Linked DNA regions of Homo sapiens: region 2 is linked to region 1. Evidence: chromatin loops called from intact Hi-C (ENCODE). Cell type or tissue: CD14-positive monocyte. All regions are shown on one strand. Each heading gives the region's core, and the rest is flanking DNA. Links, peaks and the distances in the headings are about the cores only.

Region 1 (14,987 bases), core at 4,921-7,420:
ACTTCACTCAAGTGAAGGAAAAAGACAAAATCCAGTGATCCAGGAAGAAAAGGATCTGTTTGAGGTCACTCAACTTGTTAATATCAGGCCAAAGCTAGATCTCAGGAGTTCACCCCACTTACTTTCTTCCACACTCTATTGCTACTTGTTTGATTTGTTTCCACCAAAGTTCCCAGAGACTTAAGGTGGTCAGAGGTCAGGAATGTGTTAACAGCAATAAGGGTAGTGATAAAAACATTCAAGAGGTCCCAAGTCATTCAGGATCTTTCTCTGGCCCAGGGTCACCAGTTGGCCAAAGTTGGACTAGAGAGTGACAGGGGAAAGGCACTGCCCAGGCTAGTGGGCAGGAGGACAGGTGAGCTGGAGAAGCTGCTGGAGACCCTGCCCAGGTCATACTCTTCTGGTCTGGCAGAAGTCAGACCTCAACATCCAGGGGACTTAGAAGACCTGCAAAGGGAACCAGCCCACAGAGGTTTCTAAAAGCGTCTTCAGTTCATTTTTCACTGCCAAGTTCTTCCATGTGACTTTGGCATTTTTTTTTTCTCTCTGCCTTCTCTGTCAGAAAGTTTTCCTGGTTTTGGTTATTTTTAGCCCAGTGTGGGCCCTTGGGGACCATCAAATCCAACTTTCTTGTTTCACAAAAGAGAGAAATGAGACTCTGTGTTTGAAAGCAAGTTGATTAAGTTCACACACTTTACTATCAGAGTCATCCTCCCACCCATGTCTCCCGACTTCCAGCCCAGGGATCCCACTGTACTTGGTTGCCTCCACCTGTCTCTTAATGATCTCAGTAAAGTGCCTGACTGGCCTCTGCCTTGTTAAGAGCTAAATGGCCTCCCAGGACTCCCAGGTGTGAATAGCTTTTACCTAGAAATAGAGTGGGTTCCCAAAGAAGATTTGCAAGTTGGTCTTTGGAAACTCAGAAACACAATTTCCCTAGGAAGATGGTTTTATATGTTTATAGGTTCTCAGTCTCACTTGCAAATCCCATAGAACCTGAGATAATACGTGCCAACGTGAAAATCAATAGCACATGACTGTTAATTCCTGTGTCTCCTGCTAAGGGTGGGGTACTGAACCACACTTTGGCACTTCTCTATAGAAAGGCTTTAGGGACCTCCGCAGGATATTTATTCTTTGGGAATTAGCTTGCAAGCAGTCTGGGACCCATTTACTTTCTTTGCTCTTTGAAGGATGGCTTCACTTTTCTCCAGGGCTGGCTCCAAGAGCTCATGATTTGTGCGCGTTGCACAGGGACCCACACTCAGAGGGCCATGCATGTGGTTTAATGCTCTGCTGTAGCCGTCCTGAAATCCTGAATAATTTTTTCTTTGAACTTGTGTTCTATAGGTAAAGTCCAATGAGACAGTGGAGCATGCATGGGATCAGAGGAAACACGTGTAATCTATGGGTCCACTGCCATTCCTTGCCTCCCCACTCACATATAACATTTAGGATGCCCTGGACAGAGAAGTCAACTGTACCCAGGACACATGGAGTGCAGTGAGAATCACAGCGAATACAGAGTGTGTTACATCTACTGGGTAAATGGGGACACTGACAGCCCCCAGGGGCCATGCTTTCTGTTCAGTGGCATTCTGAGAAACACAAATGACCAAGGATCCCTTTCATATCCTTTCTTACTCATGTTACTTCCCTGTGTTAGCCACCCACTGAGGCTGAAAATGGTGACACAGAAGGAAAGGGAAATGTGGATGGCCTATAGTGTCTTCTCATTTTACTCCTTCCTTCCTCGCCAGTAAGCTGAAGATAGTGTTGGTAGAATATGCACATGTCAAGAAGTAAAATAAACACAGTTGAGTTTGTTTTTCTTGGCAGCATTTCCACAGTTCTGATGAGGAGGCAATACCTATGCATGTGTGAGCTACCAGATACAGAAAATGTAATTTCAGTGCTTCTACATCAAGCTAAATGCTGTGACATTTAAACTAATATTTAAATGTTATATTTTAAAACTAATATTCTACAATATAAAGACAAGTGGTAAAATTGATGCTGATAATTTTAAATTGTTCTTAGAGCTACATAAATAGCAAAGTAAAAACACTATGATGAGTGGAGAAAGAAGCCATGGAATAAAGAGAAAGTTTTATATTTTGTATCTTTAACAGCACTTTTTTCCTGCCTTTTGAACAAGGAACTCCACATTTTGATTTTGCCCTGTACTCTGCAAAATATGTAGTCATCCCTGCCTCTCCAGCTTCAGTATTTACCTTCTCAAGTTCTGTTCCGTCAATGGAATAGCTGTAACATAACTTGCCATTTCAATCCACCATTAATGCCTAATCATTGCTCTTTCAAATATTAAGTTGTCACTTTTGCTTACTACTATTTGATTTATAAAGGTGTGTATTAGTTTGCTTGGGCTGCCATAACAAAGTACCACAGAGTGGGTGGCTTAAACAACAGAAATTTATTTTCACACAGCTGTGGGGGCTGGAAGTCAAGAGCAAGGTGTGGGCAGGTTTGGCTTTTTTGAGAATTATTTCCTTGGCTTGAAGTCAGCAGCCTCATGTGGTCTTTTCTCTGTGCTTGTGCACCCCTGGTGTCTCTCTGTGTGTCTGCATTTGCTCTTCTTATAAAAACACCAGTTAAATTGGATTAGGGTGCACCAATATGACCTCATTTTACCTTAAGTGCCACATTAAAGGCCCCATCTCCAAATACAATCATATTCTGAAGTACTGGGGGTTAGGTCTGCAGCACATAAATTTAGAGAGAAATACAATTTGACCCACCACAAGAACTTTCTCACTTTTTCTTTTTATAGTAGCCTTGAGAGAGCAGCCAGGACACACATCTTGCAAGTCTATTCATTCATTCAACAAATATTTATGAGTACTTACTAAGCGCTTGATGCTGAAGATGTAACAATGAAGAAAACAGGCAGCTTCCTGCTCTTGTGGAAGTTAGGTTCTAGTGGGAGAGACAGACAAAACATAGTAACAAATAAAACAATCACAGACTGTGAGAAGTAGAAGTAAGATAATATAAATAGTGCTGTGATAGAAAATAAAGTGGGTGAGATTTTTGGTAGGGTCATCACGGAGGGCCTCTCTGAGGAGGTGACAAACATTGAGAAAGATTCCTTAAAAATGCAAAGAGCTCGGGAGAGGAAATTGCTCAGCAGAGGAAACAGCAAATGCAAAGGCCCAGAGATGGGAAAGAGCTCAATATGGTCTAGACACTGACTAAATGCCAGCGTAGTGGAGGTATCAAGTGTAATGTGGAGCATGGAGTGAGATGGCAGGAGCGGGATCGTGTGGGGGCCTCTTCTGCCTTAGTTAAGGAGTTGAGAATTTATTCTGAGTGCAAAGGGAAGTCACAGAAGGGTTGCTGTCAGAAGGGCGGCATGATCTGTTCTGCAGTGTGGGGGATGGGTTGGCAGAAGAAAGGTGTGGGAGATGGGGAAACTGAGTCCTACAGGCGATCACTTACTGGCTTTCATTCACACAAGTTCCAAACGGCAGTACTGGTCAGGTACTTACATTACATTCCTATAAACATGGAGCAGGGCGCCCTCTGCTGTTCCAAGTAATTCTTAATCCACATTGATGGCAAATCTAGGAAATGAAGAAAGAAAACTCCCCGACGCTTAATTATGGAATATACAGGAATCCTCCAATCACATTTCCAAAATTCATACCAAAATTTTGAGGTGAAGAGAAGGGGGCCTGAGGAAGCTCCCAAATAACAGGTTGACTGTTCTTAGGAAAGCTGGGTTGAAGATGAAATCGACTGGCCTTTTTATTTTTAAGAGTAATTAATCACTTGAATTACTCTTACTGTTTTCTAAAGAATTATACATGCTCATTACAAAAAAATCAGACACTACACCAACACAAAAGCAACACATTACTCCATATTTTACCATGTGGGAGTAACAAGTACTTTTGATGAATATTACTTTAGACATCTCTCTGTGCCTGTATATGTACACATCCTGTTGGATAAAAACGTCCTCAGTAGAGATCCCTCTAAAGTTAAAGACATTACTGAAGCATTTTTAAAAACGGACTCATTTTTTGAGCCACACATTTCAATTTTAGTTATTATAGATTGTCTCAGTGTTGTAAAATAGTGTTACAAAACATAACTCATTGTTTCGTTTTTCCATTTTTCTTAGCTCTGCAATGCCTTCTTTCATCTTCTTTATTTTATAATTTATCTTAGAGGTATTGTTTTACGGAATTCATATTCTTAATGAGCTTTTCTCTCTCGGCAAATGTTTCCTGCAAAGGGTCAGGTAGTAAATATTTTAGGCTTTGTGGGCTAAAAGAACTTGGTCACAACTGTTCAGCTCTGCTATTACAGCGTGAAAGCAGCCAGAGACAATACGTAAATGAATGAATGTAGTTGTGTTTCAATAAATGTTTATTTACAAAAACAGGAAGTGGGCCACATTTGGCCCACAGGCTGTCATTTGCTGACCCCTGTTACAAAAGATAAGATAATTACTGTTTACTCTTCCTTTCATCTCACTCTTTTCCAGGTTTTGCTTATATTATTTTCACTTTGTTAGGACTTAATGATACATTCCCTTATACTACCTTCAAGGCCACACAGGATTAGCCTTAGCTGTGAAATTAAATAAACATGGTGTTCCACATGAGTTCTTTTCATCACAGCTTTTTCACTCGAGTTCTTTATTATTTTTCATCTCTTGTTCGATGGGATTACTTGCCAGTTGTGTGTAGTTTGGTTTTGTTTCAAAAAGAGTTCATGAGTATTATATTTCCCGAGCTCTTGCGTGTCAAAAAATATCTGCCCTTTATCTCCATGCTTGGTGACACCCTAGCTTGGTACAATATTTTTGAATCATGTTGTTTCTCTCAGAAGTTGGTGGTCATTACTCCATGTCCCTTGGTACTGGAGTTGCCATGGCAAAGCCTTGAAACCACTTGACTTTTTCCCCCTATAGGGGCTGACTTGCCGTTTTCTGCCTAAATGTCAAATTTTTTTCTGGATTCTTAACACTTAACAGTTTAACCAGGAAATTTCCCAATTTAGACCATTCTGTATCAATTTCTCTTGACATAATTGTCCTCTTTTTTATCCATTAATACCGTTCTTCTTTTCAGAAAACTTTTTAGGTTATATCTTTGAATTCTCTTTTTTCTTTCCTTGTACTCTAAGGATGTCAGTTGTCTTCACGTTGGATAATTTTTTCTCTCTGTATCTACCTTTATTTTAATTGCTTTGTCTTTTCATCCTGCATTTTCTATGACTGTCCCCAGCCATCTCTCCATGACATTTGCAGCTACATTTTTCTCTCCTTTGCAATTTATAACTTATTACATTTATAACTCATTGTTTTGTTTTTCAATTTTTCTTAGCTCCACAATGTCTTCTTCCATCTTCTTTATTTTATAATTTATCTTAGAGGTACTGTTTTACTGAATTGATATTCTTAATGAACTCTTCTCTGTAATTAAGCGTTCAAAAAGAACTTGCACTTCACCTTTGAGTTTTATTTTCTTCCTGAGGGTTTTTGGTTTTGGTTTTGTTTTGCCTTTTTCTTGCTTACTACTTATTTTGTAGTAGCAGATTTGCATAATTTTGTACTGTTTCTTTTCATTTTGCTCATGCTTAACAGGGAGCAGTTTTGTTTGTAGTTTCTGTAAAATGACGCGGATGGATTCTCCTTGATGTCTTTCTCACTTTATCTGGAACTATCGTGTCTTCTCCTCACCAAAGAATCAGTTTCAGAGGTGGGTGTGGCTTTCTATTTATTTTTTAATTAAAGCATATTCTTTTGAATTCTCAGTATTTCGTTGACTACCTTTGCTTTTGGGAGAAGGGCTGGCCTTAGAAGTTGTACCAGTCATATCAGAATCTTTCTTTTCATGGATGCCAAACCTTATGATTCAAGCAGTACCCTTTCCTCTCTAGCCGCTAATGTATTATTTGGCTTAAAAAATAACCATTTCATCAGGTGGGGAAAGAAGTTTCTGTGATCCTGTTTTGCTCTGCTATCTTTACGTGGAGTTGGGTGTTAAAGCAAGAGCCAGGTGCATTTTTGGGAGGAATTAGTTATGAAAAGAAACAGACCAGATGATTTTTGAAGTTTCTTTTAGCTCAACATACTGAGATACGACTATTATGACAACAGGGGTCGCCCGACCGTTGAAAATTACCAAGTTCAACAATGTAATAGTAAGAGGCATTGCAATTGTCAGACCACTAGAGGGCAGATCTTGGCCACAATTGGAAGTAGTCACAGTAAATAGTTACTATTGTCAAATGAATTGTGCTGGAGCTCCTTTAAACTTTTACAAAAAAATCTGAAAAGGACAAACTGCAGGGAAACCGAGCTCAAATTATCTGACAGTTGGGGGCTACTCATTTGTAAAAGGGGTCCCGTGATTCTCTGTCTTGCCATCTGTATCCATCTCCCCTTAGGTGTTCACTTTTGCCAATCCCCCCGTCATCCAAGCTTGAAAACTAGTAAAGCATGCCCAGATCCTCCATTCGCTGTGCTATTTTCCAGCTGGCAGGTAGAAATTTGAAACACCTCGCCCAGAGTTACAGCCGCCCAGCTCATAAATGGTGAAGACCTGAAATGGAGCCCACCTTGCTGGCTCCTGTGCCTTCTGAACACCTCTCCAGGAGAGCAAGCTCTTGTCACTGATACTTCACTTCTAGCATTGAAACCGCAAGAGAAGCAATACCAGCAAGAGATGAATCAAATCCTCCCTTCAGCCCTTGCTGTTGGCAGCTCCCTATGGCATTCTGAATCATTACCCTGGACAGACTTTTGTGACCCAAGGATAAGCCTCCTTACAACAAAGATAATAGAAACCTGCCTTTGCTGCCAAGGATGTTTCATTTGTCTCTCATACTGGGTCTTGCTGCTGGAGGTAACATTTGCCAGCATAAACTTTCAGCCTGCTGTTTACCAAATTCCTCTGTACATCACTCATCATGCTTCACCAGGGAATTCAAGGCTTATTTTGCCCTCCTGGACTGCTTTCCTAGCCTTAAGTCTTTGGCGACACATTACATCACATACATGTAAGACAGATGCCTGCTTTTCCCTCCACTCAGGGAAGCTCTGAACCCACGATGTCAGTAAAATCCTGCTAAAGTTTTCAGATCAGGATGTAAGTTATGTGCTCTGTTAGTAATACAAATTGGGAGTATCCTTGATATGACTGTGTCCTTACAAGAAGAGATGTTTTATTTTCTTCATGTAGATTTAGTTTGGGCTATCCCAGAAAAATCACTGTTTTCTCTTGGGAAATATGTTGGCTTAAATATTGATAGATCTTCCTAAGACCTGATTCCTCCCAACAGGCAGCAGGCAGATCTGATGTTTTGTTTCAGCTGAGCTGTAAACATGATCTGCAGCTGGTGTGGTTTAGTTCACTGTGGATTAAAGTGTTCTGTGTCCCCCAGTCAGATGAACATATGTAGAGAACTATACTTTCTAGTGGCCTTGTCTGGAGCCCAGAATAGTGGAAAGGATATGTTTTTATTGTGATTTATTCTATCAAAGAAATAAATTGGGCCTTAAATTAGGGAAGGGGGTAGGTTTGCTTTTTCATTCCTCTGGGGCTGAAGCAGGTAAGAGTTTGGACTCAATGGGCAAAAAAGACAATAAAATTCTCATGGGGGAGATGAGCCAGTTCTTGAAAGGAAGGAAGGAGGAAAAACACTCTCAGACCTATGGATCATAGGAGTGGTTCTATCTCGTATCAGTTACAAATTTTCATTTTCCTTGCATTATTATCAATATTTCAGTAGACATCAGACCTCACAGCTTAGCATGTGCTGGGTTAAGGAGAATTAGGAAAAGGTCTGTGTTCTTCTGGCATGGGCTATACCAAGACAGGGGCTGTGTCCCTTGGGCTGTGTTCTTTGAGAACATCTTGCAAAAAGATCCTGAGAAACAGTTGTGAGAGGTGACCAGCAGAGGGGCCTACAGCAGTGGTTCAGAGTAAGAGATGGCCAATGATAATCAAGGTGGATTTGTTATTGTGTGAACTATTTCCTGAGAATTCTCAGGAGTAAGAAGGAGGATAAAATATAGCTATTATACAATAAATTGATAAAATATTGAATGGGGGTTTAGATAGAATTATTTGGCTATTAAGCAGAAAGCCTCCCTTGAATGCTAAAGAACCTTGAGAAATTATGGGTACATATTGCTAGAGCTTTCCTCTTTGGTTTTCTGTGGCTTTATATCTCCTAAAATAAACTCACATGAAAAAGATTGAGATCACTGTTATTGAGAAGTTCAAAGAAGAAAATTTTTAATTGCATGATTGATTTCTGTGTGGATTATACCTAAAGACAGAGAAAAAAAGCAGAGTGAGTTCCATTGCTAAACAAACATACTTTTAGTCCTAGAGGGAAATGCAAGATGCCTGCAATTCAAAGAATAAGGTTATTAAAACTAGAAGCATATTTGGAGAAAATGAAACCAAGTAGGTAGCACAAGGAACAGCCTATTTAATCTTTTAATGGTTTCTAAAAGGTAATGGGAAAACCTGGTATCTTAAATGAAGTGAATTTAATGTTATTAACCTCCAGTTCCAGGTGTATGGAATAAAAATACAAATCTCAATATAGATGTAACTGGCTGTTGCCGTGTGACCCATGTTAAGTAAAGTACTCAGTATAAGAAATATTGAAAAACTGATGAATGAATAAGCGATTTGGGGAATAATTGGCAAACCATTTGGGAAAAAATTATCTTAGAGCCATATTTTATATGATGATACACTAGATAATTGTTTTTAACCCACTGAAGATGTTGCTTCCTTCCTGTGGTGATAAATTTAATTTCCTTTGGGAGATAACCTCTTCTGTATATGCAGTGTGGGTGGGACTATAAATTCTCTGCCCTTTTCTGGTCACAAGGTGGCTGTCGCCGAAGTCAGGACAATTGGAGACAGTTTCAAGGGGCTGTGAATGGAGCAACAACAAGAAAAAACACTCATTGAGCACCTGCTCTGGCAGAGATCCCTGTTCCCATGGAGCTTACATCCTGAGGAGTGGGGGTGGAGATGGGTCGAGGACAGTGAGTGTTCCTTCATTTCACTCCTGTATTCTTTTCAGGTCTGCCGGAGCTGCGTGATCTTTCCATCTCCAAGCCAAGCTCCTCAGGTTTTACTTCAATTACATCCACTCTCCCAATTTTTCCAACAAATATTATTTTTGCTTATCTCGAGTCAACTTATTGCTTGAAAACAAAGATGTCTAGTAATTTCATATGGCTTAAAGAAGTGATTTGCAAGCTTCAGATGCAGAAGAATCACCTAGAAGGTGGTTAAAAATACATGTTTTCATGGTCCTTTGGAATAACTTTGATTACTAAGGTCTTCCAAGGGTAATGGGGATGGGCGTTAAAACAAACAAACAAACAAACAAAACAGGTAATCTGGTGCAGGTGATGCTCAAACCACTCTTTGAGAATCACTAGATTAAAGAGTTAATTGATTTTTCTTAAGCATAGAAAGACAAGTAGAAAGTAAAACTTTTATAAGATGAATACAGGGATGACAAATTTCTATTGCTTTGAAGTAAATAGAAACAACTACAAAGGAAATAATATTGATATACTCATGTGAATAAACATTAAACATCTGTAAATTAAAAATTAAAATTAAGGGATAAGAAGCAAGACAGAAAATGTTTTTCATCAAATATGACAGTCTAATATCTATAATAATCTGTGATGAGCTCATTTAAAATTAGACATAAATGGATAAAAGGGTTTATTTTCTATATGAAGGGGAGCACAAATAGAAACACAGAAGAGTGCAAATGGTGAAGAAACACGAATAGTAAAGAAACAGAAATCAATCATGCAATGATTTTATATTAGCTCATGAAATAATCAAGAAAGTGAAACCAAAGTAAAATAAATCATTTTACACCTGCTAAATTAATAACAACAAACAATTCCGAGAAATGCCAACACAGCACTAGCTAGGTTAGGCTACAGTTGCTATACTCAGGCCCTTTTGTGGCAGTTTAATTGAGGTTGAGAAAACTCTCAAAAAGCCGTATTTCCAGAAATAATGAAGGTTCTCCGTCTTCTCTATTCTTAAGGTTTATGAAACCTAGAAGTCAAGACTTCTATTTTAGGACTTATTAATATAAAGGGTTAGATCCCAATTTACCCAAAACTTTAGGAACCCATCAGCCCCTCAGATCTGAGGCCAGCTGTTCCTTAGAGGACTAAAGGCCAATGTTCAACACCTCCCTATGCTGGGGCCGTCAGATTTAGCTCATCATCATTATCATCATCATCATCCTCAAACACATTCAAATGTGTTGCAAAGCACACTTATAATAAAAAATTACTCACTGCTTATCTGACATTCAAATTTAACTGGGCACCCTGTATTTTATCTGACAACCTTACCCCAAGCACACATACCTCAGCCTTTCTTTCTAGGAAGCTTTCATAAAGACACCCATTGAATGGTTCATGAAAACCTCCAGCTTCAGGCATTAGTGGTGCAAAAGCTTAGATCTTTGATTTCTTAGCACCACAGGAAAGGGGAATGGCATTTTTCAGGGCTTCCAATTTGCTAACTCAAGCAGCAACTCTGAATTCAGAATCTACAGTGACTCTCAGCTGTGTCCCTTGATCCTTGATCTTCAGGCTGGATCCTGTTGCCAGCAGCAACTCCAGGAGCAGGAGGATTCTGCATCAGCCACAGACCAGCCCAGAGGAAGAAACAGTTAATTTATCTGAACTTTGGTTTCCCTGTGAGTACAGAGCATGGATAATACTACTGCTCCTGGGTAAAAATAAGACTATATAATTTCATTTGTTTGTATCTACAAAAACAAAACAAACAAAATTTAAAAAAAAAATCAGCTGGGTGCAGTGGCTCACGCCTGCAATCCCAGCACTCTGGAAGGCCGAGGCGGGCGGATTCCCTGAGGTCAGGAGTTCGAGACCAGCCTGATCAGCATGAAGAAACCCCATCCCTACTAAAAATACAAAAATTAGCTGGGCGTGGTGGCTTATGCCTGTAGTCCCAGCTACTCGGGAGGCTGAGGCAGGAGAATCACTTGAACCTCGGGGGCGGAGGTTGTGGTGAGCCAAGATCATGCCATCGCACTCTAACCTGGGCAACAAGAGTGAAACTCTGTCTCAAAAAAAAAAAAAAAAATCAGAGGGATAAATGAGGGACAAATCAAATGGCTCCCATTAAAGGTTAAGCACGGGAATGGCGTTAGACAGGGACAAAGACAGGAAAGTTACTTCTCAGTGTATAGCCGTTTGTGTCATTTTTATTTAGGAGCCACTTTGGCAGTGCTCTTGTGAGAACGACATGAGGTGATGCATGCCCAGCATCCTGCATACTCCGGGCTATTTGCAAAATGCTAGTACTTCCACTGCAGCACCTTGAGCCTCCCACAGGGACATGCTCCTTATCTGCACCTGCTGGTCTATATGCTGAGAAATGACGGAAGTAATCACCTGTGTCCTTAGCGAGCTGCTCTAATATTTATTCACATGAAAACTATGGTGACTCTTCTTCCTGTGCTTTCTGCCCTCTTTTCTTCCTGCCTTCTTCCAGCCATGTCAAGTCCAATTTGGAGCTTCATAAATAGTTCCGGCTCACTACTGCCCACCCCTTTTTCTTTCCACCAGTTAAATGCTACCCGGTTTTCTACAGCAGAGCAGTAACTTATTGTCTTAGATCAAGCAACTCTTAAGACTATCAGGTGTCACGAATTGTGCTAAGGAAAGGATCTGGCTCTAAGCCGGTGTGGTCATGTGGGAAAACAATGAAGTGAGGAAATTTAGGAGGAATTTGATTAATACAAGTAATTTAGAGATTCATTTGCCCTTACTGTCTTCCTGAAACCTCCCAGGCTGACTTCACTGAGTTTCAGGGAGTATCTCTCTGGATTAAGATTTATATGTGGTGAGATTCACTTGCTAGGAATGAAGAGAGAGAAGAAAGGAAGAATGACAGAAAAAAGTTGTATTCTAGATTTTATGAGATGGCCAGAAAATGAAAGAGGTAACCAGAGGCAAAAACTGAGAGACTTGTGCAGCAGATGAGGAAACCGTTTAGTGTAAGTAGCCCATCCTTACCTTTGAGATGGGAACACACAAATTCACTGTGCCCTTGGCACTTTCTTAATGGGTGATCCAAGGCAAGATCCTTCTGGGTTGATTAAATGAGGACACCAGAAGGTTCTTGATGTCCTTGGCAAATCATGCAGCCTCAATGAGTCTATTTCATCAACTGTAAATTGCATATAGCAAGAGCTACTCCTAGGGGTTCAATGAGATCATGAGGCAGTGATTGGGACTCCAGATTCAGGATGCCTGGATTAAAATCCCAGCTCTGTCACTTGTTCATCTGTGTGACCTGGGAGCAAGGTATTGAATCAGGGACAAGTTAGTCAGTTATTTTTCAGAATTTCTTTATGTAAGAATTGAAATACGAAATATTTAGCACATACAGTTGTTGTAAGGACTAAATTAGATAATGCAGATAAAATACATAGAAAAATACTTGGCACATAACATATGTTCAGTAAATGCTTCATAGTTAGTGGTGGTAATGATAATAGTAAAAGATAATTCATATAAAGATCCAGTGCAAAGTCTGGCACATAGTAGACCCTCAGTAGATGTTAGCTATTATTACTCTGGGTTTCCCTGATTTTAGGACTTGCTCACAACTACATCTATTCCCAATACCTGCCTCAGTTCTAGCCTCTCAGTGTAACAGGAACTCCATCCTCACCAGCTGTGTGGGCTGTAAGTGGTTTTGCTACCTTGTGCCAAAGTGAATAATGTCAATGGGCATTTCTTGTTCACGTGGGTCATGAATTTCAAGTCATCAGGACTTCATTTGTGCCTTGCTTTTCTGAGCTTGTTACTGCAACTCTACCAGATACGGAGCCTGGCAGTGAGTTCTAATCTGTCTGTGACCCTGATTCCTCATACATTTGGCTTATTTGATCCTACTGGAGTTGTGCTTCAAACTTAATAGAGCAACTTGAGACTGTGATGCTACCATTCTCATGACGCAGAATAGCTGCTGTGCACACGCTCATGCTGTCCTTGGCTATCTGAGCCTGCCAAGGCTGGATTGAATTAGCTGCAAGCCTTCTGCCCAATTCTGGGGGACCAACTCCTCACCGGGCCTAGGATGCTTCTCTTTATTGGCCATTCCTGCCTTACATTTCCTATCTTCCTGGCCCCAGGTCAAATTGTTCATGATATTTTCAACTATGAGATTCTGTTATTCCTTGTTGAACTGCAGAAGTGTATTATAACTTCAAAAATACTTTTCTGTTTTCCGGAGAAGGAGCAAATGTCAAAATACTTCACGAGTGGTCTTGAGCCAGAATTGCTTTGTGGTTTCATGATGTAGGGGTATCTGGAGGCATAGACTTACTTTTCTATTCATTTCACTTTTCTTTTAGAAGACATTCTTGAGTAAGTATGTCCTGGCACAGTCTGGGTGCTTCTCTCTGTCACGTTTTTTACTTTTCTTGGGGAAAAAATGCAGCGAGCTCAGCTATCATAATGAAAAGCCTCAGAATATGGCATTTTTTAAACAAATGTTGAATACTAGTGCAAGTTATATTTCTGATACTGATGTATTATGCTTCAGCAAGAAGTGTTATCTTGCGAATTCCATTCTCCAAGTGACATTTTGAGAGGTTTAATTGACTCTATCTATTAAATTAGGACCTGGACTTGAAAACATTGAAAGTTTTTAGCTTTTAAGTGAGGGATGTAACACTCAGGATAGAAATTTGATTTTATATCATGAGATCACTCTATCTTTGGTTCATGCATAAGTGCATTTTTGAATTGCTCAAAATTTTTGTTGTTGAATATGAAAAAGCCAGTTAAAATAGAAACTGAGTTATTTGAGCTGCAGCCATTATCTCTACTAGTTATATGTTTGAAAACTATCAGCATAAAAAGCTAAACATGCATGTTGTGCAATACCATCAGAGATTCTGATGAACACTGTTCTTGTCTGTTTCCAATAAGCATTCAGTCTAGTGAGGAGAGAAACTAGAAATAAGACAATTACACTAATTCTTGCAATTTGCATTTCCTACTAACACAAAAACACTTTTAAATAAGCAATATATGTACAGAAATAAACAAAATAAACTACAGGCTTGTATTGAGTTTACATTCTTACTTAATATGATCCAGAGTTCTAGGGTTTAGTGGTATGGGCCAGAGAACTTATTTTTCCATCTGGGAGTTGGTAGTTGAGAAGGATTTTAACATGTGGTAGGAGAAGGGTTCAAGACTTAAGGAAGAGTCTGAATAAAGGCACAATAATGTGGCTGTGCAATATGTGCCCAGGCACTGTGGCATTAGTAAAGGAGATTTATCACTGAAATACTAGGTAGAAGTATGGTTAGAATATGGAAAAGTCACATGTCTAATTTTCCTTTCTGTAGTACTAAATCAAACATTTTAATGAAATTACTGAGTAGAGGCAATACCTACCCATGGGTTTTAAAGATCTCAAGAATGAAATTTTACAACCGTTGGCCAACATATCTAGTTTCACTGGAAATTTTATAAGTATAGAAGAAAGTGGAAATGTTAATAAAGAGAAAGAAGCCAGTTGGCTGTCCCCTACTTGATGAGATTACCTCATTCTTAATTGAAAATGAGCTTGACAAACATAATGACACTGATTACATTTCCCCAAAAACTGGCTTGTAGACCAGAATTCTTTCCTTGACAGGTTCAGTAGGAATTCTACCAGTCAGGACAAATAACATGTGTCATGACGTGAGGTTTTGCTTATTGATGAAAGAGAAAAATCCAGACAGAAGATAGCTTGGTCAGTACAGGATTAAAATAAAAGGAACCTGGTATTGTTAAACACCAAAGTGGAACATTTGGATATTTGGCCATCTTTTGCCTAAGTAAAATTCTGCCTCACTCTCTGACAAGGGTGAAAGTCATACTGATCATTTTAAATCAGAATTTTCCA
Region 2 (14,987 bases), core at 6,775-9,274, 230 kb before region 1:
TGCTCAGGAAGGGTGATCTGGGCCAGAGGACACACACTGGCTGCCGCTAAACTGTGCTGGCCCCCAGATTTTTTTTTTCAATTAGGTCTGCACCAGGTTTAAAATTTTGAATGCGTGCCAATATTTAAAAATGAGAAGATGCCCTTAATATTTGCATTTCTGGTTTTCCTAAAATACTGGAGGGTCTTATTACATTGGTTTTTGCAACTGCCTCCTTTCCATGAGTCATATGTTCTCCACATGTCACAGTCCCCACCCAGCCTGCTTTACTTCTTTACCTCTCCAGCCCCATGGGCACTAGAGTTTGAGTCCCTTGGCTTAGGTTGTTGTCTTACGTAACTTGTCATGTAGAACCAGGGTTGGCAAACTGCTGTCCGTGGGCCAAATGTGGCCCTCCACCTGTTTCTATAAATAAAGTTTTATGGCCGGGCATGGTGGCTCATGCCTGTAATCCCAGCACTTTGGGAGGCCGAGGCGGGTGGATCACGAGGTCAGGAGTTCGAGACTAGCCTGACCATCATGGTGAAACCCCATCTCTACTAAAAATACAAAAATCAGGGAGCGGTTGAGAAGTGGGGTGACAAACAGGGGAAAGTGGGAAGGGAGCATGCCTGTAGTCCCAGCTACTCGGGAGGCTGAGGCAGGAGAATCGCTTGAACCCGGGAGATGGAGGTTGCAGTGAGCTGAGATCATGCCACTGCACTCCGGCCTGGGTGACAGAGTGAGACTCCTTCTCAAAAGTAAAAAGTGAAAAATTAAAAAAATAAAGTTTTACTGGAATGCAGCCACACTCATTTGTTGACACATTGTCATTGCCTATACTACCCAGAGTAGAGTAGTTGTGGCAGGGGCCATATTGCCTGAAAATTCTACAGTATTTATTATGTGGCCCTTTAGAGAAAATGTTTGCCGAGCTCAGATCTAGACTATGGGCAGAGGGCTGACTTTTCACTACAGAATGGCCCACAAGGTATTTTCTAAATAAAGGTTTTCTGCTTTCAGAGGAATCCTTTTTTTTTTTTTTTTGAGACAGAGTCTGGCTCTTTCGCCCAGGCCAGACTGCAGTGGCACTATCTCGGCTCACTGCAAGCTCTGCCTCCCGGGTTCACACCCTTCTCCTGCCTCAGCCTCCCAAGTAGCTGGGACTACAGGCGCCCGCCACAGCACCCAGCTAATTTTTTGTATTTTTAGTAGAGACGGGGTTTCACCGTGTTAGCCAGGATGGTCTCGATCTCCTGACCTTGTGATCCGCCCGCCTCGGCCTCCCAAAGTGCTGGGATTACAGGCGTGAGCCACTGCACCTGGCCAGAGGAATCCTATCACTGTTCTTAAACTAATTTCATTACTTTCCCTCCAGGCTTTATTTATAATCCACCAAAATGAGAGGGGAAGTTGGTGGTCTATTGTTTTCCAGGCCTGGGTTATTATGAGGCCATACAACGTCAGTTTTAGTGTCAGGGCAGTCGGTTTCCTTTTATTTTTCCCTTGCCTGCCATATCCATGGGGAAAGAACAGGACAACCTAGAATTATTGGCATCCTGCATTTCTATTTTTGTTTGTTTGAGACGGAGTCTTTCTCTGTCACCCAGGCTGGAGTGCAATGGTGCGATCTCGGCTCATTGCAACCTCCACCTCCCAGGTTCAAGCAATTCTCCTACCTCAGCCTCCCAAGTAACTGGGATTACAGGTGCATGCCGCCACGCCCAGCTAATTTTTGTGTATTTTAGTAGAGATGGGGCATCCTGCATTTCTATAGACTCTACCTCTAACCCACAGGGAGAAGCATTGCTATTGATATGATTATTTCTGAGAACAATGTCTTACATAGGTACAGTGGAAGTGGTTAACTCTTTCACAGTGTTCCTGCACTTTTCCCCACATTTCCTTCTCAAGACTATCTTGCAAGGCTTGCTGATTGCCTATTCAACTACTCTTCTTCCTCCCATCTTCTTTGCTGTGGAGCCCAGCTCTATATTGTGACAGAAATGCCAGGATATTGCTTTGCTAGCCTTCTACAGGGCCTGGAGGTGGTCACATGACCCTGTTCTGGCTAATGACAGAAAAAGGAAGTCTTCAGAGAGGCTTCTAGGAAATAGTTTCTCTTTCATAAGACAGCAATAGTGCAAGAGAGATTCCCTATTCCTTACTTTCTGTTTCTAGATGTAGCTTTGTGACATTTGGATGTGATACTTGGCTTTGTGGTAATGGGATGTGATATTTGGAGCTGTGGCAGCCATCTTGGGCCAGGATGGGAAATGACTTGTGGAAGACAGTCAAAGGGAGGGTGAGAGATAAGAAGATCCTGAGCTCCTGGGACATCCCTGAGCCTGGAACCATCTCCATTTGGACGATTCTCATTATACTAATGAGAAACTAATACTAATAAAAACTTTCTGTTAAAACCACTTAGGATCAGATATTCCGTTACTTTGCAGCCAAAAGCATCTTAATTCAAACAGTTGGGTACTATAACCTCTAGTTTACATAATTTTTAAACATTTAGCAAAAATGCATATAGTTCTTACTGTGTGTTAGGTACTGTCCTGAGGGCATTCTGTGTATTAACTCATTTAGTTTTCATAATGATACTATGAGACAGGTATTATTATGCCCATTTTACAGAAGAGGAAGCTAACGCCCAGTATGCTAAATACTGTATGAAGTCACACACCTGGTAAGAGACAGAGCTAGGGTTTCATCCTAGGTTGTCTGGCTTCAGAGGCTACAGGCTTAATTGTTATCCTGTGCTCCCTCTCTAGTAGATAGGAAATGGTTTGCCCCAGGTCACATGACACAGGTATTCTTCCAGCACCTGGTGCCACCCTTCACCTGGAGCAGACACTGGAACAGTCTGTAGACCCACCCATCCATCTCCTCACCAGTGTGCTCTCCACTGCTGTCTTTCTTCATCATCCTTAAGCTCGTTATAGTCCTGGATTTTAGTGGGTGCTAAAGCCAAGGACTAGATTTGAAGCCTCTTTTCTGCCCACCTGCTGCTCTTTCTTCCTCCCTCCTAGCTGCAGACATCAAACTGTTGCTGGCCAGGTAAGCACAGGAGGAGGATACAGGAGGGCAGGTCCCTTGTGCTGTGCATCCCACTGAGGGGATATTGTGTGGTGGCGGTGTGCACTGGGTTTGGAGTCAGATGAAGTTAAGTTCTGCAACTTCTAGCTGTGTTAACATAGGAAAATCCCTTCTCCTCTCTGAACCTCAGTGTCCTCTTCTGTACAATGGGATAATAATGACCTAACCAATAATGTTCTTTGAATGTTAGATGAGGCATACCATATAAAATGTTTAACGAAGAATCTGACACCCAGAAATCACCCAGTAAGTGAAAGATACTGTTACGAGTGGTATTACTTTTTCAATTCTCATTACCACTATGTTTGAAGTCGTTTGTGAGCTAAAATGTCTGGAGACCGCCTGCTCTGTATGAAGTGGAGGAAATCTTGGGGCATCTAGGAGGGAGGGAGAGGTGCTGATCTAGGAGTCAGAATAGCAGGATCTTAGCTCAGCTGTGAGATCTCAGTGGCTGTAAAGGGTGTGTGTTGCCTGAGATGATCCCCAAGTGCCTTTCCCAGCTGGAACAGACCACATTGTGATATGCACCAAACAGATGGCCTGCATTCTCTGTAGGAGCCTGCACAGCCCAGGTGCAGCTACCATCATTGAGGGCCCTGATTCGGTTGTTTCTCCAAAATTGGCCAAAGCTGCTAGCAGGTTTCTGTCCCATTAGCCACCAGCATGACCAGTGCCTGGTGTCTGGCATGAGGTGAATGGTTAATAAGCCTGAGTTGGATGAATGAATGAACTCCAGTATGTGAGGGAGTGGTGCCTGTGACCCCTAAAGGTGGAGCAGGTTTGGTTTCTTTTAGTATAAATATTTAGAATATGACCATGATTGCAGTTTTTGGCAAGAGTGAATCACTTACTCATGGTCATGGCCTTGAACCTAACCAAACCGCCAGCCAGCACCAGAATAAACTGCACAGAATCGCTGGCCTCAGCCAAAAGGAAATTGACTTTCTATTGACCCATGAGACAGGTCCGGTTTTTTTTTTTCTTTTAAATTTTTTACAAACAGTACAATGTCTAGTAAATCTGACCAAACCAGATACCTCTATTTATTTTTTTCTAAAACCTTGAACTGGAACAAAATTAGACCCCACATAATCCTTATTTATAATATTACTCAATGTGTGCAAATAGTAATGATGTTAACTAACATTCATAGGGCAATGCTATGTGTATTATCTCATGTATTCCTCAAACACACCTATGAAGTAGGTGCTATTTTAATTCCTATTTTACAAGCAAGGAAAAGTTGACAGCTAAATAACTTTTGCCAAGGTCACGCGGCCATTAGAAGGCAAAGTGAGCATTTTAATCATTTGAATCCAGGTCCACTTGATTCCCAAGCTGGTGCTCTCAGCTCTCTGGCTCTCCTGTGTTCTCAGCATCAGCGACAGCTGCAGTTTATTGGGCATACATTGTGAGGCAGTCACAGGGCTGAGCATTCTTCACACATGAGCTTGGTCAATCCCTCCACAGTACTATCAGGAGTGCACCATTGTTAGCTCCATTTTAGCGATGAGGAAACAGGGATTTCATGAGATTATTTAACCTGCCTGCCATCTGTGGATGGTGGTGTTAAGCGCTTCATGTAGAGTGATAGAGCTCAGCAAGCTCCAGGGCAACAAAGAATGGGGGACTTTTCCAGTGTCACACAGTGAATCAGTGGTTGAGCTGGAACAGAACTTCATTGAATACTTTTCATTCACTGCTAGGAGAATGTTGTAGTTAACAGTGGGAGGGGGACCTGCTATAAGGTCAATCTGGTGTGTCACTTGCTCTGGTGGCAGGAAAGAGTTTAGTGGATTAGAGCATATACTTTGGATCATACAGACCTGTGCTCAGGGCCACCATGGGAAAGAGCCTTCCTCTCCCTGAGCCTGTGTTTCTTCTTCTGTAGAATGGAACAATAACCATAGGCCTGCCTCTTGGGTTTGCTGGAGAAGAAAATGAGAGAACACACATTAAATGTCTGGCACAATGACTGCCATGCAGTTAATATGGAATAGCTGTTGTTGTTATGTTGTTAATTGAAATGATCCATGATCCAAAAGAGGCTTGGAAACACTGCACCATATGGAGAAGGCTTGAAATCCACTTCGCAATGACTGCCTTGTGATAGGAAGGAGATGTAAAGGCTGAAGAGTGTCTATAAGTGGTACGCAGGCACTTGGGACACACAAACACATACACACATACATGCTCCTGAAACCTGCACGCACATGTACTTGTGGCATATGTACACTCATACACACGTGCACACACATGTACACACAATATACTTGTACACACATGCTCACATACATGCACCTGCATATGCTCTCACATGGACATACACATATGGACAATATACTCGTGGCATCTATGTTTTCATACATGCATCTGCAACCCACACACACATGCACTTGTAACATACACATGCACAAACAACATACTTGTGGCATACAGATGCTCTTACACATGCACACACATGCATGGACACATGCGTCACACACAATACACTTGTAGCATACACATGCTCACATGCATATGCACACACATACATGCACACACATATACCTGTGCACACACACATTGCATCTGCACACACTCTCTCCCTTCCTTAGCCTGGTGAACACCTACACATCCTTTAGCTCTCAGGCCAAAGGTCACAGCTTTAGGGCAGCCACTTTGACTCAGGCCAGGACACTCAGGCTGAGCTATCTTGGCACCTAGCACCTCCACCTCTCATCCAAACTGTCCTCTCTCAGCCCATAGGTACTTCAGTCCCAGGCTCTGTTGCCATCACTCTAGGGAGCTTCAGGGTGCTCAGGGATCCTCCTCAGCTTGCATCTCATTGCATGTCATTGAATAATTGTAATAAGTTGCTTAATTCTACAATTCCTGCTAGAAGGCCACTTCTGTGAAAGGCAGGGATAAAGCTGACTCTTCTCCACAGATCAGAATCATTTGATGCAGACTGGCACATAGTATGTCTTCAATACCTAGATGCCATTGATTGAACAGAACCACCAGGATCTCATTTGCATGCAAGCTGAAGAATAAGCTTGTTCATATTGGGGTTACCCTGCACAAGATGTCTCCTATGGGGTTTTTAGCCACGGGGTCTCTAATGATTTGGAGCCTCACTCAGAGGAAGCCAAGCCTCAGAATGCTGTATAAATTGGTAAAAAAAAAAAAAAATCTAACTTTGAAATGCATTCCTAGTCACCAGGAAAACACGTTTTGGGGGGAGAGAATGTCTAACAAGCCTGAAATGTAGACAACTCCTTATTGCTTCTGACTGCACTTTCTCCTGGGAAGTTAGGGGACACCAGCAGTTGCCATGAGTAGGACTGACCAGTCACTGTCTGGGCTGAGGCAGACTGCTTTCTTTATTTTACAGCAGTAGGGAACCCCTTGTTAGACATAATGAAGGCAGAGGTTGATGGGCAGATGGAGATGAGAAACACAATGCCTGGTGGTAAAAAGCAGGTGGCTCAGCTTAGAGTCATTTATTTTAATTCATTCATTTATTTAAGAAATAGTTCTGGGCACTTTCTAAGTGCCAGGCACCGTGTTAGCTGCTTGGGACATAGGAGAAAATGGGATAGACGTAGTCCTTGACCTGGGGGTGCTCAAGTTTAGCTGGGGAGGTGGACAAGGAAATAGGAAACCAATATGCAGTGTGATCAGTGCTCCAGGGGGATTCAGAAGAGGAGTTCCAGGGAGAGTGGTGCTGGCTTCTGGAAGAAGGGATGTCTAAGCCAAGATCTGGAGGATGAGCCAGGCTAGGAGATGGGGAAATGTGGTATGAAGGAGGAGAACAGTCAGTGGGCAGACCTCAAAAGGAGAGACATGGCAGGAGTTCAGAGTGGCAGCAGCGGGGTGGGGGTGGTGGCAGGGAGGGCAGGGTCCCGTCATGCACAGCTCATTCCTGAGGACTGCTCCCTAGGGTGATGGCAACAGAGCCTGGGACTGAAGAGCCCATGGGCTGAGAGAGGACAGTTTGGATGAGAGATGGAGGTGCTCACGGGAACTGGGGCTTTGCATGAGGCTGCGGGAGCCTGGTGGGAGTGTCTCTGGGGAGCAGTGATGCAGACCCAGCTGCTGCAGGCCTGGGTACTGGGGATGTGGGTGAAGGAGATTTGCTGTTCACTGCTTTCTCCCCTGGCACATGGACAAGGAGGCCTAGATGACCGCTGAATCCCTCCCAGAACTGCTGTCTGAACACTGGGAACTGTGTGCCCCCCTCCCTCCCACAAACCACCCCATGCCTCTGTCTCCCTGGCCCAGCTCTTTCCATCCTGCAGTATCCACTCTGGCTGCCCCAGGCCCCCTTTTCTCTATCACTACCCAGAAGCTGCATCACTATGACCAGCTCATGTCACATCTCCGGGCCTCAGTTTCCACATTAGTGGGAAACTGATGGGAATAATAACACCACCTACTTCTTCAGCCTTGTCTTCTGCTCATTACCCAGGCAACCCTGGCCCGCTGTCACTACCTCAAGCTCATGGGGCTCTTTCTTGCCTAGAGTTCCTTGCCTTTTCCTTCCTTCCAATCCGTCTCCCCACTTTTGCCTTGATAATTATTCCTCATGTTTCAAACCCAAGCTGAAACGTTGTTTCTTCAGAGAAGCCTTCCTGAAGAGGGGCCACCACTTGTATTCTACATGAATGCTCTGCATATTTCCTTCTTGACTCTCACCCCACTGGTGTACACCTCACTTTTGCATAATTTCTGAATATCTCCTTCCCTCCCTAGGATATAAGCACCATGGGCAGTGGAGATCCCTGACATGCTCATTGCTATATCCTTTCACCTGGCACTGTCCCAGGTATAGATTAGGCACTGGGCCATGAGATGCTGAATTAATAAACGACGAACTCAATGGGTTTAATACTCTCCACATGTATGTAAGTTACTAATTATATTCAAGCCAGACCTCTAAACTAACTTAAACTCAGTTTAATAACACTCATTTATTAACTCAGCTAAATAACTGATTGCAGCTCAATTTGATAAGCAAAGACCATCACAAAATTGTAGTGTAACATGGCCCTGGCCACTAGAGGGAGCTGGGAAGCCATAAAGCCGGGTGGCCTCTAGGACCCCAACCCCCTGTAGAGAGGTGGAAGTCTAATGTTCAGTCATTTTCTATTCAATCCATTCTTTAAAGTCTATAGACTGTTATGAGTTGGAAGGCTAGGGAGAGACTGTTTAGTTCAGTCTGGACACTGAGGCCTGAGGGAGAGCAAGTTCCCTCTGCCTCCCAGGGCTTCATGGCATAGACTTGTTTCTAGCCATGACAAACCTCTCTCTCTTTTTTTTTTTTTTTCAATATTTCTATTTTCTATTATGTAGAAGAGATCATTTTAACTTCTGTCTGTCCATATTTATTGACTTTCTACTATGCGCTGGGCACTGTTTAGGTGCTAGACACTCTGGGGTACAAAACAGGCTCCTGTCTCAATAAGTCCATCGTCTAGTTAGAAAGACAAATGTCAAAAAATACTACATAGCTACCAACTGTGATTGGTGTGAAGGAGAAAGACAATGTTTGGAGACAGATAATAACAGGAACACCTAATTCATTCTCAAGTTCATCCTGAGAGGAAGAGCCATGTAGCAGAAACCTGGAGGCTGTGCAGGGCTGGCAGAGGGACCAGAAGAGCAGACCTTCTGCCCCACATGGCTCTCTGGCTTGCCCACTGCTGCTGGGTGAGTCCCGTCTCCCCTGTGGCCTTCTGCTTTGCCATCTGTGTAATTGTGCACGCATTTCAAGCCTGAGGTTTTGATTAGGAGGGGCTTGTACCTGAGCTATCTGGGGCAGCTGGTGTGTGGCATTTGCAGCTGGTGTCAAAGGAGCCTGGGGTCCAGCTCTTGAGTGAAAGGGGGCTTCCACATGGATGGCCTCACACTGAGCAATGGGCCAGGAGCTGTGGGGTGGCTTTGTTCCAGGCATAGGAGTACTGCAGCTTTAAGACCTAGCACAGGTGTGGCTCTTGGACTGCCTGCATCCAGTCACCTGGAGAGTTGCTTAAGTAGAGAAACTACTGGGCTCCACCCCCAGAGATAATGATAAGGCAGCTCTGGAGGAGGGCCCAGGAATCTGCATGTTAATGAGCTGTCTAGGTGACTCTGATGCATGCTGAGGTCTGGGAACCATTTCCCTAGATCGTCTTGTAGAAAGGATCTGTGACACTCAGGCTTTGAACTGGCCTTCATTGTGTGCTCTATGTGTATTCCAAAAGAGTTGTGGTTAAGCAAAGATATTTTACAATTCAAATCATATCCTGAGTATACTTAGGGCTCTCACTTTAAAGAAGCCCCATTTGTAATGTGAATTTCTATACCAAAGTATAGTTCTTTGGTTCTTGTGTGTTAATTTTCCTAAATGATGGGCATACCTAACTATATACTTTGCAGACTGATTAATTAAATAATGAATTGAAAACACCTGGAATCCAGCTTTGTATGTTGCGGGAGGTCAGGGACCCCGAATGGAGGGACTGGCTGAAGCCATGGGAGAAGAATATGGATTGTGAAGATTTCATGGACATTTATTAGTTCCCCAAATTAATACTTTTATAATTTCTTATGCCTGTCTTTACTGCAATCTCTAAACATAAATTGTGAAGATATCATGGACACTTATCACTTCCCCAATCAATACCCTTGTGATTTCCTATGCCTGTCTTTACTTTAATCTCTTAATCCTGTCAGCTGAGGATGATGTATGTTTCCTCAGGACCCTGTGATAATTACGTTAACTGCACAAATTGTAGAGCATGTGTGTTTGAACAATATGAAATCTGGGCACCTTGAAAAAAGAACAGGATAACAGCAATGTTCAGAGAATAAGAGAGATAACCTTAAACTCTGACCGCCGGTGAGGCTGGTGGAACAGAGCCATATTTCTCTTCTTTCAAAAGCAAATGGAGAAATATCGCTGAATTCTTTTTCTCAGCAAGGGACATCCCTGAGAAGGAGAATGCGCCCCTGAGGGTGGGTCTCTAAAACGGCCCCCTTGGGTGTGGCCATCTTCTATGGTCAAAACTGTAGGGATGAAATAAACCCCAGTCTCCCATAGCACTCCCAGGCTTGTTAGGAAGAGGAAATTCCCACCTAATAAATTTTGGTCAGACCGGTTGCTCTCAAATCCTGTCTCCTGATAAGATGTTATCAATGACAGTGGTGTCAGAAACTTCGTTGGCAATTTTAATTTCACCCCAGTCCTGTGGTCCTGTGATCTCGCCCTGCCTCCATTTGCCTTGTGATATTCTGTTACCTTGTGAAGTAAGTGATCTTCATGACCCGCACCCTATTCATACACTCCCTCCCTTTTTGAAAGTCCCTAATAAAAACTTGCTGGTTTTATGGCTCAGGGGGCATCACGGAACCTACCGACATGTGCTGTCTCCCCTGGATGCCCAGCTTTAAAATTTCTCTCTTTTGTACTCTGTCCCTTTATTTCTCAACCCAGCTGATGCTTAGGGAAAATAGAAAAGAACCTATGTGACTATCGGGGCAGGTTCCCTGATATTGTAGAAAATCTACAGCCTTCATTTCCAGAGAGGGGAGAGGAGAAGATCTGTGGCAGAGGCATAAAGAATTAAATTTCAAAGCTCAGAGTTAAGCTCCTTCAGGATAAAGCATTTATTTATCGTCAGGTTTATAATCACTGCCCATCTGGGACAGGTGAGCCCTGGCCCGTTGTCCCCCAAATGCAGCTAAATGTCTAATGCCCTTGAATTTGCCATTGCTGAGGAGGCTTCAATCCCATGGCTCCTGCCAAGGACAACAATCTGTGGGGTTGGGAACACTCTGATCCCCCTCATTCTGGGTTGCAAAAGAGCTCGGGTGGAGATATCTTGAATCATGGAAAAGTCTTGGCCCTCGGCAAGGAATATTTCATTCAGAGCCCTTATCTCCTTGACCTGCTGCTCCAGTCTCCTGGCTCATCTATAATTTTCCCATTTGTAGGGCAGTTGCAGGCTGGCCCAGGGCAGACCCAACTGAGGGCAATGGTCCTTAGAGCTATGGCCACCCTGACGTGGATGCCTGGTGAGAGGCTTGTGAACAGAGAAGACTAACTGTGGAGATGCTGACCCATTTAGCTTTTACCTGTCCCAGGATGGTTGGAGATCTCTGGGAGAGAGAGAGAGGTAATGAGGACTCAGTTTTGACCAAGGCAAGGTAAGTAAGCACTAAGGTGAGAGGTCTCTTTTCTCTGGTGGCTACTCCAAGTCATGCCAAATCACTGACCCAACCTGTTGGATCAGAGAGAACAAGCAACTGGATTTAGGGCCTAAAGATGCCCTATAATTTGCATTGGTGGAGAGGAAGGAGATGGAATTCAGAGGGACTTGGGAGACAAAATAAAAATGACAGAAACAGGAGATCAGTAATAATGGAAGAAAGGACCCATGGAAGAGAAGAAGGGAGAAGAGGTAGTTATAAGTGCTGGAGAAAAGCATTGTTTTTAGTGTAATTCTTCGTTGTACATATGAATTTTGTTGACAGGTACACTTCATGTATACTTCATGTGTGTACATGAATATTATTCACTCTCTCTCCTTTGACCTCCACTAGAGCTGTAAGACAGGCTGGTCATTTCCGAGTTACCGACCGTATAGTAAAGATGAAGCAGACTCCCTCTCTTGGCATGGCTCTTTCCTTGAAGCCCCACTGTGGAACTCCATTAAGAAGCCACCAAGTTGCTTTTGGCATAGGTCACCCAGAGTCACTGCCACTCCTTGGCAGGAGAAGGGGTACTGGCTTCCTGTGACAAAATGAAGAGTGTGGCCAGGGTACATTAATCTATTGATGCATTCATGAGGCATCAGAAGGAAAAGATAGGAGGGGAGAAGACTCAAAAGGAAGTTGACTGTTGCAAGAGAGCTAAGGCCTGTGCTGTGAATGTCTTATCAGGAATCTTATTCAGTTGGTCATAGGACAAGTGACAGAGCCTGTGGAGCAGACTGGGCAGCTAGCTCAGGACCTGCAGGAGTAGTGATCACAGAACCTGTTTCAGTAACCCCCTGCCATCGGGGATGAGAACATGGTTCCTGGAGTCATTTGAGTTCAAGTCCCTGCTCTGCCACTTTCTAGTTGTGTTCTTGGACAAGACACATCATCTCAATGGACTGTAACTTCCTCTTGTGTAAAGTGGGAATAATAATGACTGTGAGGACTAAATAAAATCAAGCTTAAAAAGCACTTCACACAATAGTAACCACTAACTAAGTATCAGCTGGAGTCATTATAATCATACTGAGTGCCATGAGTGGGGTGGCTTCTTTGCTTTTGCTTTTAAACATGCTCCTCTCCTCCAATTGGCAAATTCTTCTCTTGACTCCAACATTTCTGGGCCACCATTTTACATCTCTTCCGCCTTCCCCACCCAAGTGAATTCTGACATTTTTTTTGGTTTTGAGATTCCATTTACTGAAGAACAATTAACCTCATTTTTGTGGACAAAGGAACTGAGTCTTGGAGATGTGAAGTAACATTATTAAGTGGCTCACTGTGCCAGCACCGTTACTCAAACCCAGTGATGGGCAATACGCTCAGCCACTGCCTTTACCAGGGATGACAGACTTCACTAGGGTTACAGAAAAGCACAATAAATGCCTTGATAGGAACATGCAGAGGGAGCTAATCTCATGCACACTGTCAGAAAACTTCCCCAGGGGTTATCCAGGCTGCCAGGGATCTGGGATTTTCACAGTGGAATGCCAGGGCTGGAGGGCCTTCAGGGATCATCTAGGCCAAGAGTTTTCCAACGAGAGTCTGAGGGATGCTTGAAGGAGCCTGGCACGTGAGAGTTTTTTCAGTTGCAAGAACTATGTATTCATTATAATAAATTATGAACCCCAAAGGTTGTGCTTTTACATTTACGAGGTGATCATTTCCTTTTACAATAAATACCTGCAAAAAGCAATATTAGGTTAAAAATAGCAGCTGTGGTGCTTATGTATGGAAACTCATGATCCCAGAAATCTCATACCTGAAGTTTGGGAAACTCTGATTTTGTACAACTTTGTTATTTTGAGGAAGAGAAACAGATGCTCAGAGAGGCTCCATGACTTGCTCAATGTTATAGAGTCAGTTAGTGGCTGAATTTTGTCATATAAAAATGTATTTCATTTCCCCCAAATCCTAAGATAAGAGGAAAAGTGATACATTGAGTTTCAGGAGGCGTTTGATAAATGACTTGCAGTTCTGCCAGCAGCCTGATTCTCTGATTAGGATCTGGCTGATGCTTTCCTGTTCTTTCAAATTAATTTCTCCTTCCAGTCTTTATCTGTCTCCCAGTTCCCCTGCAGTGGTGAGACACTCAACTTTGGAGGGAGAGTTTGTGGCTGATGTCCTTTTGCTCTACTGGCCCCTCGGTCAAGAGGTTAAGTTCTGAACGTCAGTGCCCTTACCTTCTGCTGAGGAGGACAGATGCTGGGCTTTGAGTCTCATGGGCTCTGCTCTGCCTCCAACTTGTGGTGTAGACATGAGGATCCCCCCTTCCCTGGGCTGCCTCCCTTGGAGGGCTATTATGAAGGGAAAATGAGACTGGGTATTTCAGAACCTGAAAGCAGTGCCATCAAAGGGGTTGTGATCAGATCAATGTTCCCCTGTTTAGCAGCGCGAGGCACATGAGCCGTGGCTGTGAACCATCTGCACTGACCCCATAACACTGCCAGGGCTGACCCTGCTCCGACCCGAGCCCAGAAACAGCTTCTATTCACTCCTCAGCTTGGCCTGCTCTTTCTTTGAGGAAAACACTGCCATTCAGAAAATACTATCCCATGTGGGATTTTATTTTAATTTTTACAATAAGCCTCAGAATATTGACTATTATTGCTTGTTTAGTACATAAGAAACTAAAGTTTAGACCATGAAAGAGATCTGGCCCAGGTTACCCAGCTGGTGGGTGGCAATGCTGGGATCCTGGCTTTCAGACAGGTGCTCTTTTGCAGCTACCTGCAAGGTTGCCAGCCATCCTGCTCAGACTGAGAGTGCACCCCTCCTTCATTCCTGCATTTGTCATGCAAATGTCATGAGGTCTTCAATTTGTGCATGGGGAAATAAATGTGGAGGGAGAGGAGAAATGGTGATGCATGCCTGTAAGCCCAGCTACTTTGGAGGATGAGGCGAGAGGATCACTTGAACCCAGGAGTTTGAGGCTGCAGTGAGCTGTGTTTGCACTACTGCACTCTCGTCTGGGCAATAGCGAGACTGTCTGAGAAAAAAATATGGATCTTGTAACTATATTAGGAAAATCAGCTCTTTTCATACAAGGGGACCTGTTTGTGACAATTGTAGGCAATATCATAGGCAATATTTTTCATTAGAAGCTGGATTTCTAGAAGAATTCAGGCAGTATACATTCTTTGCATCTCATATAGACATTCCTTTTATCTGCTCATCCAATTACTGTTATTATTATGAATATATATTTGTAGTAGCGAAGCTTCTGATGATAGAACCAACAGGATGTATATCTACAGGCTACAGATATCTCTATCTCTGCCTCTATTTTTATCTGTACCTCTATACACAGAGACACAGAGAGAGATTTTAGGGAATTTGGTCACTTGGTTGTGGAGTTGGCAAACCCAAAACCTGCCAGGTTAACTGGCATGCTAGAGACCCAGGGAAGAGCTGATATTGCAGTTTGAATCTGAAGGTGGTCCACTGGCAGAATTCTCTCTTCCTTGGGAGACCTCATCCTTTTTCCTCTGAAGGCCCTTAGCTGATTAGATAAGGCCCTTCCACAAGACTGAAGGCAAATTGCTTCACTCAAAGTCTACAGATTGAAGTGTTGTTCTCATCTAAAGAATCCTTTCACTGCAACATCCAGATATGTTTGACCAAATAGCTGAGAACTGTGGCCTAGACGAGCTGGCACCTAGATTAACCATCACAATGTA

The links. Peaks named below come from ENCODE experiments on the same cell type or tissue, not always from the same donor. Only the 100,000 strongest peaks of a DNase experiment are listed, where the experiment ranks them.
Region 2: it touches region 1 in a loop (3-fold over the local background); 55 of 110 quality-filtered maps call a loop at or near these places.

The regions. Positions count from the first base shown.
Region 1 is chr5:148,722,325-148,737,311 of GRCh38, reverse strand. No RefSeq gene overlaps it. Among named protein-coding and RNA genes, the nearest start is that of HTR4, 75 kb to the right of the region's middle. In CD14-positive monocyte, for the core only: CTCF peaks have their summits at 5,987 and 6,188 (motif pointing right); a DNase peak (open chromatin) is centred at 6,171.
Region 2 is chr5:148,950,942-148,965,928 of GRCh38, reverse strand. No RefSeq gene overlaps it. Among named protein-coding and RNA genes, the nearest start is that of MIR584, 100 kb to the left of the region's middle. RefSeq lists an enhancer at 8,940-9,512. In CD14-positive monocyte, for the core only: CTCF peaks have their summits at 7,934 and 8,135 (motif pointing right); a DNase peak (open chromatin) is centred at 8,148.